Regions from separate parts of the Mus musculus genome. Here region 2 is linked to region 1. Evidence: chromatin loops called from intact Hi-C (ENCODE). Cell type or tissue: heart. All regions are shown on one strand. Links, peaks and the distances in the headings refer to the core of each region. The heading gives the core; the rest is flanking DNA.

The links. Peaks named below come from ENCODE experiments on the same cell type or tissue, not always from the same donor. Only the 100,000 strongest peaks of a DNase experiment are listed, where the experiment ranks them.
Region 2: a loop joins it to region 1, with 4 times the contacts of the local background. A loop is called at or near these places in 39 of 42 quality-filtered maps.

The regions. Positions count from the first base shown.
Region 1 is chr11:75,909,156-75,917,535 of GRCm38, reverse strand. It overlaps Rph3al (rabphilin 3A-like (without C2 domains)), which reads left to right and starts at 6,477. Exons shown (of 8, transcript NM_029548.4): 1 at 6,477-6,586. The coding sequence starts at 6,510. In heart, for the core only: CTCF peaks have their summits at 3,387 (motif pointing left), 4,116 (motif pointing left) and 5,353 (motif pointing right); DNase peaks (open chromatin) are centred at 3,385, 4,115 and 4,395.
Region 2 is chr11:75,779,925-75,784,924 of GRCm38, reverse strand. Doc2b (double C2, beta) reads left to right here. Exons shown (of 9, transcript NM_007873.3): 3 at 3,230-3,304; 4 at 4,561-4,670; 5 at 4,760-4,886. Among named protein-coding and RNA genes, the nearest start is that of Gm12339, 13 kb to the left of the region's middle. In heart, for the core only: a CTCF peak has its summit at 2,794 (motif pointing left); a DNase peak (open chromatin) is centred at 2,784; H3K27ac peaks cover 41 bases; H3K27me3 peaks cover 1,822 bases.

The DNA of each region.
Region 1 (8,380 bases), core at 1,822-6,821:
CCCAGCTGCCTCCAACAGATATTTTTTTCCTGATGAACAATTCTAGACTCACTTTAGAGAGAGCAGGCAAGAGGCCCACAGCTCACAGCTTTGAGTGGCTGAGAACACTCCCGTAGAAGAGCTGACTCAAAATGTGTTTCCCAAAAATGCACACTCTACATCTCTTTTGAGAATTTCTCCTAAGGAAGTTACCAGAAATGGGTACCAAGAGAGATCTCGAAGGATAGCCATTTTTTGTGTTGAGTATGTAAGAAAACTCAGAAGTCCCAGCGATGAACTATGTCTACAATACAGTACAATCATAAAGTCACAGCGCTAAGGGGTTTTGGGAAGCACAGGATAGTAGTAGCCCGAATAAGCCTGGAAGGCGGTAAGGACCCAGTTAACACCCGTGTGTAAGTCTCTAGGGAAACTCCTGACTCCGTTCAGATGCGAGCATCATCCTGGGGGCAGGGGTGACGATGGAGTTGGTGATGCTTTAACTTTCGCGTGTTCTGAGGGGAGCGAGCCTGTTGTGGCATGCACATGCGATGGTCAGAGGACAACTTTTGGGAATTGGTTCTCTGCACTGTGTAAATCCTGGGTATCAAACTCAGGTTGTCAGAACTAGAGGCAAACACCTTTACCCACTGTGTAAATCCTGGGTATCAGACTCAGGTTGTCAGAACTAGAGGCAAACACCTTTACCCACAGAACCAACTCCCTGGTACTTGCTTTTCCCATGCAGTCCAGGGCATGAGGTTCTCCGTGGGGACTTGGGCAGTGAGCACCTGAGAGGGCCAGCTTTTTCACTTTGGAGAGAACCTAATAGCTCAGCAGCAAAGCATTTGCTCAGCATTGCCAGGGGTTCATGAACCTTCTGCCCTCTAGGAATCTTCTCAAGAAGTTGGCATAAGCCTCTCCTGCCCCTGCCTGCCTTCAGCACCCCACAGCCTGAAGGGCCCCTCAGTGTGTCTACTAGACGCAGCCTCTGCTCAACTTGTCTCTCCCAGCACGGGATGAGAGACACCAGGAGGCAGCTGCTTCCCCACAAAGGGCCCCTGGGTGCTCCAACCCCTCCGGGAAATCAGCTGAGCTGTCAGACAGAGGCACTCACTGCCACACAGATGACCTATGGGGGGATCTTGAGGAACAAACTGCCTATGAACCAACCCGTCACCGAGCCTGGCTAGAGCCTGGCCTGTCTGCTCTTGGCACATCTGATTTTCTGGTTAAAGGCCTTTTATTTGGGAAGAGCTGTCCCATGAAACACAGCTCAGCTTACCAGATAATCCCTGCCCTGGGCAACAAGGTATAGAGAGGAGAGAACACAGGCCCCTTCCCAGGAGCCACAGTGTAGAGGGAGACAGGATAGAAATACCACTGTCAGGTCCAGCAAGGACCCCTGAGCTAATCTCCAGGGTTGAGGGGTATGCCCCACCCCAGCACTCTTGGCTTGGGTTCATCTAACATACACTGACTGCTACTATGCGCATGACACTCACTGAAACGTGCCTCTAGCCTCTTGCCTGTCATAGCTAAGATGACCTTAGAGATCCTGTGTGCCACCTCTCTGGTTAATAGAGAAAGTGACCAGAGCCCCATACAGTCATCTTTCTGTGTACTCACTGCTGTTCCCCTCCTGAATAGGTGGGCTCACCTTCATGTTTCCTTGTCTTCTATGAACATTTGTTCCCTCATAAATTATTAACAAATAAGCAAGGCACTCATTTAACACACACAGTACTGATGATGGAAGCTAGGAGGCCCCAATTCCATGCTTGCTTGCATGTGTGTGTGTGTGTGTGTGTGTATGTGTGTGTGTGTGTGTGTGTTATGGTGTGGTATGTATATGTCTGTGTGTGTTTTTGAGATAGGGTCTTTCTAATGTAGCTCAGACTGGTCTTTAACTCTTAAGATGTGTGGGCTGTAGCTCTCCCTCAATGGGGACCAGGGCAGGTATGTTGGGTGGTGTATATACAATTTCACTGAGGGACACTTAGGTGGGAAATGAGTGGCATGGTGAGGCTCTAACCAGCTGCCAAGTCAGGGAGATGGCCGCCAGCTAAGCCCAAAGAGGTTTGGCAAACCCAAGCTGGCTCTGTGGCAGGTTCCTAAAATGGGTCTCCTTGATGTCCCCCATCTGTCCTGAGGCTGCTCTGTGTGGAGAGGATGGACAGCTGTGCTTTCAGAGGTGCCAGCCACAGCTTCTGTTGGGAGCCACAACCCCTGTGTTCTTGGCTCTGACCTTCATTCTGAGCATCTCTGTGGATACTCAGCTGTGGATTTACCATCCAAATGTCCCTGCCCAGTCGGTGCCATGATTCCAAGCCCTGGAAATGACAGTCCTCCATCTCTCCTGATCTCCCCCCTAGTATTTTATTTGACTATAGATGTCTGTCCTGCCGTGGGTCCCATCTCTTCATCCTGTAGCCTGGAGAAACCCTTAGCCTTCCACCCAGGCCCTGCCAGCAGCCCTGTCATAACTCCTTCCATGCATCTCAGCAGTGGGAATAAGATACAGGGCGTCTGTCCCTCGGGTACAAGTGGCGAAACAGAGCCCCAGGGAGGTTGCTGACTTGTCCTGGACATTTAGTAAATTTGCACAAACAACCATTGGTTTTGGGTTTTAGGGGGTTTGTTCTTTTGTTTGTTTGGTTTTAGTTTTTGTTTGTTGTTTTGGGTTTTGTTTTTCTATTTTTTCCTTCTGTGAGCCTTTGGCCCTAACCTTCCTCACTGCCATGAAGGCTGCCCGCCCTCTGCTTAGGTGGAAGGTGACAGGATGCGGGGAAGCTGTGCTACCTGAGCACTGGCACACTAGCACAGGCAGCGATGTGGTCCTTTGTAGCCTCTTGACCCATCTTCTAATGGAAAGAGTCGTGAGTCTACAAGGAAGGACAGAACAGAATAGCCCAGACTGTGTAGACATGCAATGGGTCAGAGGACGCCAGTCTAAGGGTTCCCTGGCTTGTGGCCTAAAACTGTGGCTCTAGGAAGTGACATGGAGGGAGGCAGTGCATTCGTTCTTAGAGATGTTTTGGGGGTGGGCTGGCTTGAAGCTCTGAGGAGCATCTTCACCTTCTCCTGGCTCCCTTTCATTCTCTGCCATCATGGAGGTAAGGCTTCAATGCTAAGGCCCTTCCCCCCTTTCCCCTGCTTCTCCTCCCACCTCAGCCTCTCACAGCCTTCAGTTTGGAAGCTGCTACAGAAGATAAGTGCATAGCTCCAACGTGCCCTGGCTTGTTCCTTGTCTTCCAGGGTCACCCCAATTACTATTCTGCTTCTGTAGAGTGGACAGCAGAGCACAGAGGCTACCTCCCTTCTGTATCCAGCCATAGAGGAACTGGGGTGTCAGGCTCAGGGCTTGCCACCCTGGACACATTGATCTGGGCACAGCACCACCTGCAGGTCAGGGGCAGAATTGTACACAGGGCCTGTGTACAACCTGTCTACTTGGATCATACAGGCCTTCCATTTCTTGACACTCCCAGAACGTTAGAAAGGAAAAAGAGTGTATGAGTTGCATGTTTCAAATATTTACTTGGAGCAGAGTAACGCATTTCACACTCTGGTAGCAGTGTGACCACACTGTTCACAAGCTAGCAGAAACTGAAACGAAAACAAGCCCACAGTGCACCAGAGGCTGGGCACAAGTTTACGTTTTTAATGGATATGGCTCTCTTAATTTTGTATTTGATTGGCTTATTTGGGGCAGCAGCACATGCTGGGGCACATGTGTCAAGGTCAGAGGATAACCTGAAGGGGTTGGTTCTCTCCTCTCATCACGTGATCCTGGGAATCAAACTCTGGCCGTCAGGCATGGCCATCGGCACCTTGATGCAATAAGCCATGTCTTCATCCTTGAGCCAGTCGGTTTTGCATCTGCCTGGTTTTTACGACTATATTAGCATCCTTTGGGAGAAGGTACAGAGGTTCCTGGCTTGCCAACAGAGCCTCTGCGCCTGGCTGGTTGGGGGTTCTTTACCAACGTGTGGACCATGGTGGGAATGTCAAGTTCAGCTGGGAAGCTCAGCTCCCTGGATGGACCTGTGAGATGACAGTGGGGTCTGGGCTTGGACAGCATGGCCAGTTAGCTCCGGCCCACACACTGCCCCCTGGTGGTCATCATGGACATGGGCCACATTGGTCCGGAAGAGTTTCTTAAGCATGACTCAGGGATCCCTGAGACCCTCAGAGATCTCCAAAATCAAAACTGTTTTCCACAGTCTAAGCCTCTTGGCCTCTTTCACACACATGGAAACTGGAAAGTACTCAGATGTGGCTTCAGAAGCTGTGCTGGAACTAGTTTTTAAGATAGTGCCATCTGTTGAGTTTTGGTGCAGAAAAACACACACCATTATCTGGGCAAGCTATTAGAATACTCCTCCGCCTTCCATCCATCCTCCACATCCGTGAGAGCCTGGACCCCTTCCATGTATTCACTGGAACAGCATCTCCAAAGGTCGAAAGAAAAGTCAGACAAGAACGCCCAGCTGTCTTCAGTTAACTCCCAAAGCAAATTGCAAAATCATAAAAACAATCCCGGGCCTCACATTGTCTTTGTTTTGAAAACACGTGTTTTTCTCATAAAAAATATAAATTATGTGAATACCTAATAGGCCTAGTATCTGTAATGGGGGTTTTTAGATTTCTCAGCAAAATATCAATAGCTATAACTCATATATTTTGGAATGCTCCCAATTGTCTTTCTCACCGTATGTGTAAGATGGTGATCCTATGTATGGCACATATGTGGTCAGAGGACAACTTGGGAGTTGGGTCTCTTCATCCACCTTGGAAATTTCTTGGAAATGAACTTGGATTGTAGGCTTGCAGAGGAAGCACTTTACCTGCCAAGCCATCTGCCAACCCAAAAAGATTTTTTAATAACATCTAATGAGCTGGAACCCACATATTGTTAGCATCACCCCTATCTAATTCCAGAATATTTCCATCAGTTCATAAAGAAACCCTAAAGCCATTAGCTGTCACTGTCGTCCTGTGCCTATTAATGGCCATTAGTCTACCTCTGTGGCTTTGCCATTCTGGACATCTCTATAGGCAGCACCAGATCATACGTGATCTTCTGTACAAGCTTGGCTTCTTCTCTTAGTGTAACATTTGGGCTATTGGGAATAACAGTGACTTAAGAATATTTGTACCCATGTCTATGAGGACGTATGTTTTAGTCCTCTTGTGGTTGGTACTTAGGACAACTGAGTTTCCGAGCCATATGGCAAGTATGTGGTTAACATTTTGAGAGAATAGCAAACAAATTTCCAGCCTCAATGTTTTTTTTTTTTAATTTCATGTATATGTGTGTTTTGCTTATGTGGATCTATGTGCATTTATGCAGTCCCTATGGAGACCAGAAGAGGGCACCAGAACCCCTGGGACTGGAATTACAGGTGTCTGTAAACCACCTTGTGGGTGCTGGGAATCAAACCTGGGTCCTCTGGAAGAGCAGCCAATGCTTTTAATCACTGAACCACATCACCAGCTTTCTCCATCAATATTCTTTTGTAGAATATAAAGAGGCTCTGAATTTTCAATCCACTGGACTGGATTGGATGAAATCAAAGGCTATCCTTATGCATACTGACCCAAGTCTCTTTTTCTTCTCAACACATGCACACACTCACACACGCATGCACACACTCACACACACACACACACGCACACATGCACTCCATTTAGGAGGCACAAGCAGCGCCTTTGTAATAGGCAGCCTGAGTTAGCCCTTGGCTCAGTAACACACAGAAAGCCAGCTAAGCTGCACTACTTACGTTGAGCCATCAGGTTCTAAAGAAGGTTCCTTCCTGCAGGGTTTGCAAGATATCCCTTGTGGACGATGACTTTTTAAAGTGCCTAGTGGAGGTACTGGCTGCCACCCCATGCCTTGCCCTCTGGAGAACACCCTGGGGTCTCTTACGGAGCAGAGCACAGGCCTGTAAGCTTCCACTCTGGTCCAATGAAGGTTGGGGAGGTTGAGGGGACTCATGAGCTTGCCTGTGTCTCTCTTTGGGATGTTCTCAGGGCAGTGGGGCTGTGTGGGAAAGGGCAGAAGCTGATGCTCTGCAGGGCTTGCCAGCTGAGTTGAAAGTTGCTGAGATGGTGCCTTCTCTCCCTTCTGATTCTCACCCTCTGATGTCATTGTCTACTCTGGTCACTTAGCGATGTGATGCACCTAGCCACCTGTCCCAAGATCCCGAGCCTTTGGAAAAGGAGCTCTGAGTAAGGCTTTTGCTGGAGGAGTTAAGAGTGTAGCATCGCCAGGCAGTGGTGGTGCATGCCTTTAATCCCAGCACTTGGGAGGCAGAGGCAGGAGGATTTCTGAGTTCAAGGACAGCCTGGTCTACTACAGCCAGGGCTACACAGAGAAACCCTGTCTCGAAAAACCTTAAAAAAAAGAGTGTAGCATCAATGGTCAGCAGGGATCGGGATTCCCGTCAACACCCCAGTCACTAACATGTGCTTCCCTTGTCCTCCTGCCTCAGATGTGACTCCTGCCCTGGGCTGTGCTCCCCGTCATGGCTGACACCATCTTCAGCAGTGGAAATGATCAGTGGGTTTGCCCCAACGATCGGCAGCTTGCTCTGAGAGCCAAGTAAGCATCTGTGGCCTGCAGGAGTGGCCCTTCCCTCCCTCTCCACCTGCTGCCCTCTTCCCCTCTTCCCAGTCTTTTGCAAGTTTTGCTCCCCAGGGAGGAGTTTGGAGAGAGGCGGATGTCAAATGCACACCACTCTCGGCCCATGCTTATGTATTACTCACCACGAACTAACATGTTCCCATTTCTCAGATAAGGAAAATGAGGCCTTCACTCCTTGCCCGTGTCCCTTGTCAGTGGCTGGGCTGGAACCTACATCCAAGTCCAGCTGACTCCCACACCTGTGCTCTTTCACAACAGCCCACAGGGAGCAAGACTTCCCCATTGGGCCTGCTCTTGTCCCTGAGCCTGGCATAGAGGGGCAATACAGAGCACATGCCTGTTCCCTGAATGAACAGCTCACTTCAGTAGAGACCACCGCTGGCTACAGCATCTTTCCTACGTCCTTAGTGGGGTCTGTGTCCTTCTGTGATTCCCTTGTGTCTTTTTGGAGGTCTTCATTTTCCTATTACCCCTCAGACTAGTGACCCTTCAATTTTGGTTGGGCCTGGCCTGCCCCCCCCCCCGACACACACACACACACACACACACACACACACACACACAGTGTCCCTGTGGCTGAGCCTCTCAGATGCCCCTCATGCCCTCTAGTCTGTTCCAGATCTCTGGTGGGTGCCATCCCTGGCTCTGATAGGACAAGAACATCCCTGCAGCTATCAGACTGTGTTGGCATCAGAAGCCAGCATTTCCCAACTGGGACCAAGCTTAAGAAATTCGCAATTAGACGTTAGAAGCCTGTGGGAGTCAGAGCTGAGACATCAAAGGTGGATAGAAAAATCCATCTGAAACGCTCAGGAAGAATGGCGTCGCATGTGATGTGTGAGCATCCTTGCTCTCCTCCATCTGGGTGCCTCAGCCCCCCCCCCACCTCACCCCTGCAGAGAGAATGACTAGGGATGAGATTGGTCCCACTCACCATCTCTGATGCCAGGCCAATTAGGTGCCCTCTCTGGCAGGGTGCACATTGCTGGGAGACCTCAGCTCTTGGACCTCGTCCAAGAGCCCAGCTGTCCCTTGACCTTCCAGCATCCCCTTCATTCCCAACTTTGTCTCTCATTCACCAGCTGCTGAAGCTGTCCTAGCCTCTCAGAAGAGCCAGTGTGTCTCCTCCCAGGTGTGTGTCTGAGAGACAGATGCCCGTTGCAGAGCTAGACATCGAGTCCAGTAGACCCCCTAGGAAACACAGAGAGTTTTCCAACCCACATTCTTCCTTCCAAGCACCCAGGTGTCTCTCCACATACCTAAACTCAATTGGTCTTTCATATTAAAGCAGAGATGGGGAGAGGTCAAAGTTGTATGGATACTTAAAGATGTGAATTCTGTTGTTGATGATGATTGGCAGTAGGTAGGGGTGGGGTATTAACTGGGTCAGGGACCAAGACCTTCTTTTACATGATTCTTCTATGATTCTTCTCTTGACTCAGAGAGGTAAATGTTACATGGAAATATGGAGAAAGTTCTAAGCATACAAAACAGCATGTGCAAAGGCCCTGGGGTAGAAGGAACATAGCATACAGAGAATCCTAACAAAAGGCTGGTATGGTTTAAGTGCAGAGTGTGAAGGGTACACAGTGTAAAAGGCCAAGAGAGGACCAGTCAGAGTAGGGCCTGGCTCTCCGTGACATTCCTTCTAGACAGGAAAACTGTGGGTCCCACATTGCCCTCTAGCAATGACACTCAGTGATGGATACATACACAAACCATCTAGAAACGTTTATCATGGACCACAGTGTC
Region 2 (5,000 bases), core at 1-5,000, 130 kb after region 1:
TGTGTGTGTGTGTGTATGTGTATCCGTGCCTGTGTGCACAGATCATCTTGGGTACTGGTGTACATGGAGGTGAGGACCAGAGGCCTATGAACCATGGTGACCCTGTTCTTCTCTGTAAGTGTCTACAAAAAGGAGGACAGGCCTGGGAAATACTGAGGCCCCAGAGGGGAGCCACAGAGTTTAAACTGAAGAGGGGCAGGGTTCACACGCAGAGCCTCATGGGAATCCATGGTATATGGACTTCCTAGGCTGCCTTCTGACTTGGTGTCTTAGTTAATTTTCTGTTGCTATGATAAAACACTGACCAAAAGCAACTTGAGAAGGAAAGGGCTTGTTTTTATCTCCCAGCTTGTATCTTCATCATCCAGGGAACTCAGGGCAAGTACCTGGAGACAGGAGCTGATGTAGAGGCCAGTGAGGAGTGCTGCTTACTGCCTTGTTCCTCATGGCTTGCTTTCTTCTTAGCCAACCTAGGGGGACATTTTCTCTTCTCAAATGAAACCCACCTTGCACCAGGTTGACATAAAACTAACCAGGTCACTTGGTCACCGTCATCCCCCAGGAGAGGATGTATCTCAGTTGGTTATCTGTAACAGGACTCACCTCACACCGGGTGTGGCTGGTGAGCCAGGTAGAAATAATACACTTGGCACCCAGCACTTTGTCTAACACTGTCTTGCAGGGTACTGCCAAGGAACACACAGGTAAACTTAAGGCTCACCATTCCAAGCAGTGCCCAGGAGAACCCCAACAGAGCCACAGCACTGGGAGACCAGGGTTACTTCTTAACTGTGATAAAATATCACACACAGGAAACTTAGCAGCCGAATGCTGGGGTGGCTATATTCCATCGCTGCCGGCCATCCCCGAGCCTCTGAGCCTGCCAAGCTGAAACGCCTTGCCCTCAGAACAGCTGCCTATCTCCCCTTGCCACTCCTTACTGGCACAAGCTGCCCCTCCCCATTGTCTGCAGGGACCTTGCAGGGACAAAGTCATGCAGTTTCTGTCCCTGTGCACCAGGCCATCTCACCTTATGGTGTCTCTCTAGGCTGAGCACTAGGAACCCCAACTTTGACTAACCAAAAAGTCCCAGTCCCTAATACCTAGTGAACAGTAGCCCCTGGGCAGTGCAAGGATGACAAGAACTTGGCTGGGGGGAGTCTATCCTCTGTAAGCCAGGTCCTCTCAATGCTAGTAGTATGGCCTCATATAGCATCTCCCTGTCCATCTCTGGGACAGTGACACCTACTTTTATCGCTTGGCAACACAAAAAGCTGATGGGATCTGCCTGAGACAACCCCTTTCCTACCTGTGGCCGAGCACAGCCTCCTTCCCCTCTCCTGGATTCAGTCAGCTCCTGGGGGCTATCCACGTAGGCCCCTGCAGGGCAGACCCTAGACTCAGGGGACAGGGATGCTGCCTGAGCTAGTGTCATTGTGTGAACCCAGCCTCTGGCTGAACCCATCATCCCTTACTTCTTCTACACCAGTGTGTGGTGCTCTGGGATGCCCAGGGACCTGCTAGGTAGACGGGTGTGAAAGTAACATCAGGGACCAACCATAGACTAGGGAGCCAACGGGCAGAGCATACCTCATTGCCAGCTTAGCATGACAGCTGCCCCTGTCCCAGCCAGCCCTTGTGGATGCCCCAGGGCCTCAGAAGTTGGACTGGTATGTATTTGCACTATCTCTGGCCAGTCTCCTGCCTCAAAGATCTACAAGGGCAAAGAGAAACCCGTGAAAATGTTGTAAACATAAGCAAATGTGCAAGAAGTAGAAATAAAACAGAAACCCACATTTGTCCCCTACTGAGGCTGGGCCCCCAGATCCCCCACCCCCCCAGGGCAGCTCCCTGGGGGTAGGATCTGGCAGTGAGTGTGAATGGCCACCATTATCAAGGTACACACACTTCCTCCAGGTCAAGCCTCAGTAGCTCTGAGCCTAGCTTAAATCCCTACCCTCACCCAGCTACTTCTCTGATACTGTCTGAGAGCCTGGAAAGGGGAGAGGAGTCGCACCCATTCGCCCACACCTGCATTCCTCCTTGTTCTGTTCCACTCAGACTGTGGGAATGATTAACGCTTCCCCTGTGATAAAGCTGAGACTATTGAGTCTAACTAGAAAGTTCAGAGGCCTGGGGACACACAGAAGAGAAATGATGGGTGGGTGCCCCACCTGAGAGCTCCTTCAAGCCCATAGAGCTGGACCTGGAAGAAAGATCTGGGGCACAGTCTTAGGGTTTTACAGCTGTGAACAGGCGCCATGACCAAGGCAACTCTTATAAAAGGCAACATTTAATTGAAGTTGGCTTACAGGTTCAGAGGTTCAGTCCATTATCATCAAGGTGGGAGCATAGCAGCGTCCAGGCAGATGTGGGGCTGGAGGAACTGAGAGTTCCACCTCTTGTTCTGAAGGCAGCTAGATTAAGACTGGTCTTAAAGCCCACACCCACAGTGACACACTTTCTCCAACAAGGCCACACTCACTCCAACAAGGCCACATCTCACTCCAACAAGGCCACATCTCCATATAATGTCACTCTTTGGGCCAATCATATTCAAACTACCACAGCCATCTGGCCAGGAATGGAGCCATTCCAGACGTGTGCATCTGGAATATAGTCCACGCACACCTCTGCTGCCTCCCTATTCCCCACCCCCATAGGCCTTCAGCACCAGAAAGGAGTAAACTTAATTCCCAGGCTAGCTGAGCCCTTGTGAGTCCCCTACCCTAAGCTGTACATTCCTGGGCTGGCGGAAGAAACTGAAGTCAAAGTTATCAAGGGGTGCCATCTTGTGGAAGGACACTCCATGGCAGGCAGCCGGTGACTTCTAGGGACACCAACCAGCAAATGCAGAAGGAAATGGCAGCTGACCTCCCGGACTCGGACCGAAGTGCCTTCCCAGCATCCACAGGAATGTAGGGATGAGTGTACAGCCAATCATGGAGACTTGGGGTCAGAGAGGGAAGACCCAACAAGGAGTGGTGTCTGGAAAGTGGGGAGAGAGACAGGCCTCCCCAAGTTTAGAGTGAGGTGTGTCTTCTGGGTTCAGTTTGTCAAGAAAGTAAGAAATGAAAAGCCCCAGGGGCCAGAGTGTGGGAGAGGGAAGCCACCCCAGCACTGTTAGGCCTTATCTTCAGGGAGACTGGAAATGTCAGAGAGGAGGCCCTGCTCAGCAGGCCTCTTGTTTCCCCTCTCTCAACTCACACCCTCTCTGGTCTCTACTCAGGGCCTGAAGCCGATGGACCACAATGGACTGGCTGATCCCTACGTCAAACTACACCTGCTGCCTGGAGCCAGCAAGGTGAGGGTTTCTACCCCAGGCATGGCCCTGGCTTGGCACTCATGGTCTCCCTGGAACCTCACAAGTCCATTACCTATATGCCCCAGAGAATGTCCCACTTACATTTCCCACGAAGCCATTTTAGCCTGGAGTTCATATTACAAAAAAAAAAAAAAAAAAGAAAGAAAGAAAAGAAAAGAACTCCTTGGGGTCAGATGTGACAACACATGCCTTTCATATAGCACTCAGGAAGCAGAGGCAATAGATAGAGTCCCATGTGTTAAAGGTCAGACTGGCCTACATACATAGTGAAGCTCAGGCCAGCCCGGGATGCAGGGGTGCATAGCGCCTGCCTGCAAGACCTTCAGTGTGTTGATGGACTTCAGTGTGTTGTGGCTTCACAATGGGGACTGTGTGGGAGGCATTAGCCTGGTTTATTTGACACAGAACCCCTGTTCCTGCTCCCCTGCCGGGCGACCCAGTAGAGGCAATATTTCACCCATAAGGTGTTCACTAGGAAAGCATGGGTTACAGGCAGAGTGAAGACCCTGAGCAAAGGGGAGGGGAACGAAGGTGATCCAGGAAAGTGGTCCAGTTGTGCCACTGGCTTTGGATACACTGCCAGTCTTAATATGGAACTCTCTTATGGGGAAGAGGGCCGGGGCTGCAGTCTTGGGTCAGGCTAATGCCTGTTAAGTTGGACATTTCAACTTTCCAGTTGGAATGAGTCACAGAGCAACCTCCCATTCCCTACAGGACCACCCCATAGCCACCACCTCTGTTCTGTTACTGTTGCCAGAGTCTGGGGGCAGGATGCTTCACACATTAATTTTCTGTGGTTACCTCAACAAGTTCTCACCGCTTGGCCATTTAAACATGCCCATCGCCTGCCTCCCTGGTCTGCTGGTCATCAGCCAGGCAGGTTGCACTGACTGACTGGACCAGAAGTCGAGATGCCAGCAGGACTGTGTCCAGTCTGGGGACAGTCATTCCCTCTCCTGTCCAAATAGAGGCTGCACACTTCCCCAGCTGAGCAGGCCCTGTCTCTCCTGACTCTACTTTTACTGCTAGTGACCTTGTGACCACAGGGCTATTTGAATGCCTCCAATAAGCTTGCTGGTTTTAAGTCAGCTAAATAACAGTGTCGGTTTCACCTTCTGCCCTCAGGTCCCTTCCCCTGTGTCAGATAGTACCTCTGTGAATGGAAGGACCAGGCCTGCCACCTTTGAGGCCACACTCATTCAGGATCAAAATAAGATCACTCTGTCTTTTTCCAGGCAAATAAGCTCAGAACAAAAACTCTTCGGAACACCCTGAACCCCTCGTGGAACGAGACCCTCACTTATTACGGAATCACGGATGAGGACATGGTCCGAAAGACCCTGAGGTGGGTGAGGGCCCCTGTGCCTACACCCCACCCGGGGACGCCCTACCGCTTGTGAATTCCCACTGACTGTGGAAGCCCATCGCCCCCAGGATCTCCGTGTGTGATGAGGACAAATTCCGCCACAATGAGTTCATTGGAGAGACTCGGGTGCCCCTGAAGAAGCTGAAGCCCAATCACACCAAGACATTCAGCATCTGCCTGGAGAAGCAGCTGCCGGTGAGTGGAAGAAGGCTCTGGCACCGCAGCCGTGCAGGAGTTTACTGAGCAGCTACTATGTGACAATACTGTGTTTCAGGCACAGTTGCAGGGAGATGGAAGGAACTTGCTTCC